2 separate regions of the Mus musculus genome follow, and region 2 is linked to region 1. The links are chromatin loops, found by intact Hi-C in ENCODE. Cell type or tissue: heart. All regions are shown on one strand. Links, peaks and the distances in the headings refer to the core of each region. The heading gives the core; the rest is flanking DNA. Region 1 overlaps Wwp2 (WW domain containing E3 ubiquitin protein ligase 2). Region 2 overlaps Wwp2 (WW domain containing E3 ubiquitin protein ligase 2).

Evidence for each region. Hi-C counts contacts between places; a loop is a spot of excess contacts. Peaks named below come from ENCODE experiments on the same cell type or tissue, not always from the same donor. Only the 100,000 strongest peaks of a DNase experiment are listed, where the experiment ranks them.
Region 2: a loop joins it to region 1, with 1.8 times the contacts of the local background. A loop is called at or near these places in 4 of 42 quality-filtered maps.

What each region holds. Positions count from the first base shown.
Region 1 is chr8:107,488,712-107,491,615 of GRCm38, reverse strand. The region is part of intron 6 of Wwp2 (WW domain containing E3 ubiquitin protein ligase 2); the gene reads right to left. Among named protein-coding and RNA genes, the nearest start is that of Gm51547, 16 kb to the left of the region's middle. In heart, for the core only: no CTCF peak of the experiment used is centred there; a DNase peak (open chromatin) is centred at 1,545; H3K27ac peaks cover 2,046 bases.
Region 2 is chr8:107,540,531-107,543,434 of GRCm38, reverse strand. It overlaps Wwp2 (WW domain containing E3 ubiquitin protein ligase 2), which reads right to left. Exons shown (of 24, transcript NM_025830.4): 10 at 2,637-2,811. Among named protein-coding and RNA genes, the nearest start is that of Mir140, 9.3 kb to the left of the region's middle. In heart, for the core only: a CTCF peak has its summit at 1,514; a DNase peak (open chromatin) is centred at 1,064; H3K27ac peaks cover 443 bases.

The sequences.
Region 1 (2,904 bases), core at 270-2,769:
AAGCCAATGCTAACTGCAGCTTTATTCATAGTTAGCAAAACTTAGGATCAACTAAGGTACGCTTCAGTAAGTGAGTAGATAAATCAAACATGCTGGATGCAAACACTGAAATACTATTCAGTATTCAACGGAAATCAACTGTACTCTGAGTCAATGAAACCAGTGTGAAAGTGGCCCCACAGTGCACAGAATTCCAGGAAAGGAAAACTATAAAGAAGTGAAAGGACCAGTGCCAGAGCCAGGGAGAGCAAGGAGGGCTGACTAAATGAAACACATGAGGCTGTAACGGTGGACACACACCATGAATTCGTCAAAACCCTCAGAATGGACATCACCAAGCCAGAGCCCTAGCATAAACAATTGCCTCTGAGTGAGAACAGTGTGTCACCAGCCTCCCTCAAACATAGGCTGATCAAGGGCTGCAAAGGTGAATAAGGACTTCTGTGCTCCTGCCAATTCTGCTGGGAACGTAAAATGGCTCTTATAAAAACAAACCAGATGACAGCAGGGGCTTTTGGGTTCAGGCTTTTGGGTTAGGGCTGCTACAGCAATCACCCCCATGGAGTATGACCAAAGGACTCCTGTCCCTGAGTAAGCCAAGCTCTCTTATTTTCTCTATCTTTGTCCATGCAGAGCACTCTGCATAGAGGGACATCCCTGTTCCCCACTTCACTAGATCAGCAAACTCTTTCAAAGTATCTTTGAATGTTCCACTCTTGGCTGTGTACACACTGGCACATCAATAGTCCTGGCACTTGGGTTTGTTCACACTATGGGTATGCTGATGTATAAACACTTGGTGTGTACACACTAGCACTTGTGGTTGTTGCCCAGTGTCTTGTTACAACATCCTCGGTATCAGGTTCTGTGCCTTTCTATATTTTTGTCGCCATGACTTCTGTGAGTCTGGCTTTCCTTACCCTCAGTCCTACTCAGCTTTTTGGGCCACACTACCTCTCCCTTGGCTCCTTTCCTACAGAGGAAATGTCAAATAGCTAGTTCTAAAATAAACAGATATAAATAAGTAAATGTACAGTGTCACTTTTACTAAGAGATAACTGGTGCATCAACGTGCATATTTAGATGGTACCAATCTTCATAATTACTTTTGAAAATGCCCCAAATGCTTGTCCATGATCTCAACAGCTCAGAAGACAGCCTGAAGACTCCCTGGGAGCAGGGACTGCGTCTGTCACTGCTGAATGATGAATCTGCATGTACACAGATTCCTTTCTTCTTTCCAGCGTCACTAATGAGAATGAGACCATAGCCAGCTTTTAAGGGGAAGCATAAAGGTGCTAAACTCTATTTCATTTCAGGCTGACAAGGGAACATCTCCAGGTCAGCTTTGGTCAGCTCCATGGAAGAAGGAGTGGCAGTAGCCAGCAGAGACTGGAGAATGGCTCAGGTCCCAAAGCGCCTCTCTCCCTGTCAGCTTTGCTTCCCCATTCTCCCTTAGGCCACCCCCCCACCCCCCGGGCTTCCCAGCAGACTCACACCCGTCTGAGTTTATTTGTCTTTCCTTTCTGGGATCCGCTGTCTGCAGACACAGCCCATGAGCTATTCAGAGCTCACCAGAGGCTCTGGGCTGTACAGGCTTCCCAGAATACAGCTCTTTCCAGTCTTGGGGGAGGGGGGTTACTAATGCCAAGTCAAGGGAGCTAATAAATCTAAGAGGTTTTCGTCATAGCAAGACAAAAAAGAAGGGTCACAGAGGGAGACAGAAAACCACTACCAGGATGTCCTAAAACGGCCATAGTTAGAATGTCACTGTGAAGAACATGTTCAAATGCTATCTGGAGGGCCCTGAGGAAATCCAAGGCCTTAGGACCTTTATCTCTCACGCATGCACAACACATATGAAGTGCTGAGAGTATAGCTTATAGCTAGAGTGCCCGCCTGACATGGTCAAGGCTCTAGGTTCAGCTCCCAGCATCAGAAAGCATTCACATCCACTATATTCAAAATAAACTGATACAGACATGACAAAGGAAAATACGCTGAGCCCCACACCCAGCTTCCTAACCACGATCCCTTGCAGAGACCTTCTAATGAAAAGCTCCACCAGGCCTGGTGACACAGGCCTGTAAATCCAACTATTCGGGAGGCTGAGGCAGGAGATCACAAGTTCAAGGCCACCCCCGTAGAAGAGTGAATTGAAGGCCAACCTAGACAACTCAGGTGACTGGGGTACATACAGATCAAGAGCACAGCACCTGCCTACAGTATGTCAAACATTTAATTCCATCCCTAACACTATGGGGGAAACTAACAATTTCATGAAACTAAAAGGAAATAAAGACTCGATTCTTTTATGCTGACTCATTTCCTTATCTAGGAACCTTCCCAGAGGTTCACATCCAAGGCCCCACAAGGTTGGGCTGAGAAGGAAAAGGGCCCACACGGACAGTACACCGACTGGGTTCCCTCCCACCACTCACCTCACACAACACAGAAGAAGAAAGAAGAGAGAGGATCACAGGTGATCCAGAAACAGCACACCACAAAGGAAGCCAGACTTTCTTGGCTTTCCTATTCCAGCCTGGAGTTTCGAGACCATTTCTAACCTCTAGGAGACCCTAAGGAAGGCTGCAGCACTGGGGGTCACCCTTTCTACTCAGTCCCTCTTCCCTCTGCGCACATTCCACTGGGTCTCCTTAGCGCCTAGGATCAGTGGCACTGTCCTGAACATGTGGACAAAGGAAACCCTCCTAGTCCACTCTGCTCACTGCCCTGCCACGCTGGCTTCCTCTCCTGCATGTGTCTGCCGGCTCCATGAGCTCCCTCACATCACTAAGACTGAACTCACTATAGAGAGAGGGGACCCTGCATGATGGTGCACAGTACCAAGGACATGGGAGTCCTTCCCAACCTAGCTGGCAAGTGTCCAAAGCCAGCCTTGTT
Region 2 (2,904 bases), core at 307-2,806, 52 kb before region 1:
TCTTTGGAATGTGTAGCTAATGTATAAAGTACCCCAGGTTTTAGCAGGGACGGACTCAGCCAGCTTCTCCTCACCTTATACTTCACTCTGCAACCAGGTCAAAATGTTACTGATGGCACAGAATTTGGAACCAAACTATTCATCAGTCTCTTTTTTTCTTGAAATGAAATCTCTCTATATAGTTCAGGCTGGGTTCAAACTCAGGCTCATGTGAGCTCCTTAACTCAACTTCCCAACCGTGGGATTCCAGGTGTGGACGCTGTGCTCAGCTAACACCCTTTGCTTAGCCTTGTTCTTTTTAGTTTGGTTTTGTTGTTTCTATCCCAAACATCATGACGTTGGCTCTCCCTCACTAAGTGGCCCTCCAGTTGTTCCCCTATAGCTCCACTCATCACACATACCCTCAGCCTGCAGGAAGGCCAGAGAGGAAAGACAGAAGGAAGGAAGGGACGGACGAGACCGAAGAGCCCAACAGAAGCACTCAGGACCCTTGGACTCCTATGGTGATTTTACTGTTACAGCTAAAGTGGATCACATGACTTTTTTGGGGTTAGTTTTTCCTTTCAGGTACATTTTACAACTCAAATCATAAGAAAAGAAAGGGTGGGCTGGAGAGATGGCTCAGCTGTTAAAGGCTAGGCTCACAACAAAAACTATAAGAGTTCAGTTCCCAGCACTCACAGCTGTCTCTCCAGCCATGAGAAGAGAAGAGAAGAGAAGAGAAGAGAAGAGAAGAGAAGAGAAGAGAAGAGAAGAGAAGAGAAGAGACACAGAAGTGAGGGAAAAACAATAAATAAAAGCTTTGCATCATGGCCAGAAAACCCCAAGCAAGTCCTTCAGTGGGCAACCAAATGCTCCTTCTCCTCATCTCCCGAGGGTTCAAGTGTGTTCTACAGAGAAGAGATGGAAAGGCACACGGACAGGACAAGGGGACTGACTGATGCCAGAAGGGAGCTCCTGGATGCAAGTTAACTCTGAGAAACAAGGTCCTCCATAATCAGAAACACAAATGTGACTGCTGAGACACCTCCCTGGGGAATATCCAGGGCTGGAGGCGCAGGGTGTAGCCGTGAGCCAGAAAGCTCATGTGAGTTCAACTCCCTCTGGGATTAAGCACAGAGTCCCAGGAATATTTTGAGATACAAACTCAGAAATAAAGAATGTCTAGCAAGCACAGCCAAGGGCAGGAAAGACTCTGGGAAGGTCAGAGAGTTCAGAGAAGAAGGCAGCATCATGTTTGCAGGGTGGACCTGATGGGCCAGAGCAAGCTCCAGGTGTCTGAGGATGTGGTCGGAGGGCTGAGGGAGGGACAGAGTAGTCTCCTTCTGAACAGTCCAATCTGAGTATTCATAGCAGGAAGCACAGAACAACCTGGATTGCACTGTAGACCCTGGCTTCCTCCACGTCATCAGAGGAGGACATGGTGGACTGAGGACAGAGGTGCCACATAAACAGTAGCCCATGGGTCGAGCTGGGTGCTGGTGCAGTGACACATGTGTAGACTGCTGGTGTCCTCAGTGGACCGCAGCAGGAACACAACACAGTACAAAGCAAACAAAAACATAGGCATGCTAACTCAGAGCAACAGAGGGCCTTAGGCAGTTAAAAGAAACCACCAGGACTACAGCGAACAGTAACCCAGGGAGCGTGGCAAAGGTGCAGGTACACACAGGCAGGCCCAGGAAGGGCAGGCAGGCGCTCTGCATGTCCTGACTCCCGTTTAAAACTGTATTTCATGCTCTTCAAAGTTCAGCAAAGAACAAGATCTCAGTTTAAGCCCAGCAAGAGAAGGAACGGGATGGGGGTGCTAGCACTCTATCAGTTCCTACTCTTCCTAGTCAAACCCTGGGCTGAAGCCAAACCCCAGAATAACTGTATGAAAGCAAGCCTTCTTACTTGTAACCAGGACGTGGCACCATAGCAAACAAGAGGGGAAACCAAAAGCAGGAGAAAACCAACAGAGACATTTAGAGAAGACCAAAAAAAAAGGGGGGGGGGATTCCACTATGTCTTTTTTCAGTACAAAACATCTTCTATTTCACAGAAACAGGTGACTTCCCAGTCCATGCAGAGCCTCCACATCTGCAGCTAAGTCACGGAAACAGCTCCCAGGTTCTAAAATTGTATTTTTTTGCATTTAAATTGTACCTCTCAAGATGCTCCCCCTCCCAAGTCAAACATCTACCCTGGGCTCTTGCTAAAATGAGAGAGATGGGCAAAAAGAAAACCTGCCAAAAGACCAAGCGGAAGTGAACCAGAACTCCTCCAGTCCTGCGTAGAGAGCGCATAAGAGCCTGAAGTCTGTCTGGGCCAGTAATCTTTAACAATTAGAGAAGTTAGATAAAGACTGGGGGGGGGGTGAGGGATGCTGCCACAGGCCTGCCTGGTTTGGGAGCCAAGACTACTCATGACAAGAACGACATCAAATCCAGCTTCAGACACAGTGGTGCACTGACCAGAGGCAGGAGAAGGTGTTACTAAGTTACAAACTTGAGGAATCTCACTGTGATGAGTGAAGTCTGTTGTGTGCACACTCTGGCCCTTTTCTCCTGCTCAGCAAGCCGTCTACACTGTGTGCGGCTGCAAACACTACAGGTCAGGAGTCACCCTGCTCTTGGCAGGCTCTCCCCTCTCACCTGGTAGAGGAATCTTTGGCTGAAGTGCTGCATGGCCCCCTGCAGCTGGTTCCGCTGGGACTGCCACTGCTCATAGTTGCGCACGTACTCAGCAGTTGGGCGCTGCCAGGTGGTTGTCCGGGTGTTGTGGTCCACGTAGTAAAACCTCCCTCGGGGGTCCGTGCGCTTTTCCCACCTGGAAACAAGGAGCCATACTGAGTACAGTGACCTCACCATCCTTGCTGCTCCCCCTCCCCCAAAATTCTAAAAATGTTCTCAGGGTATCTTA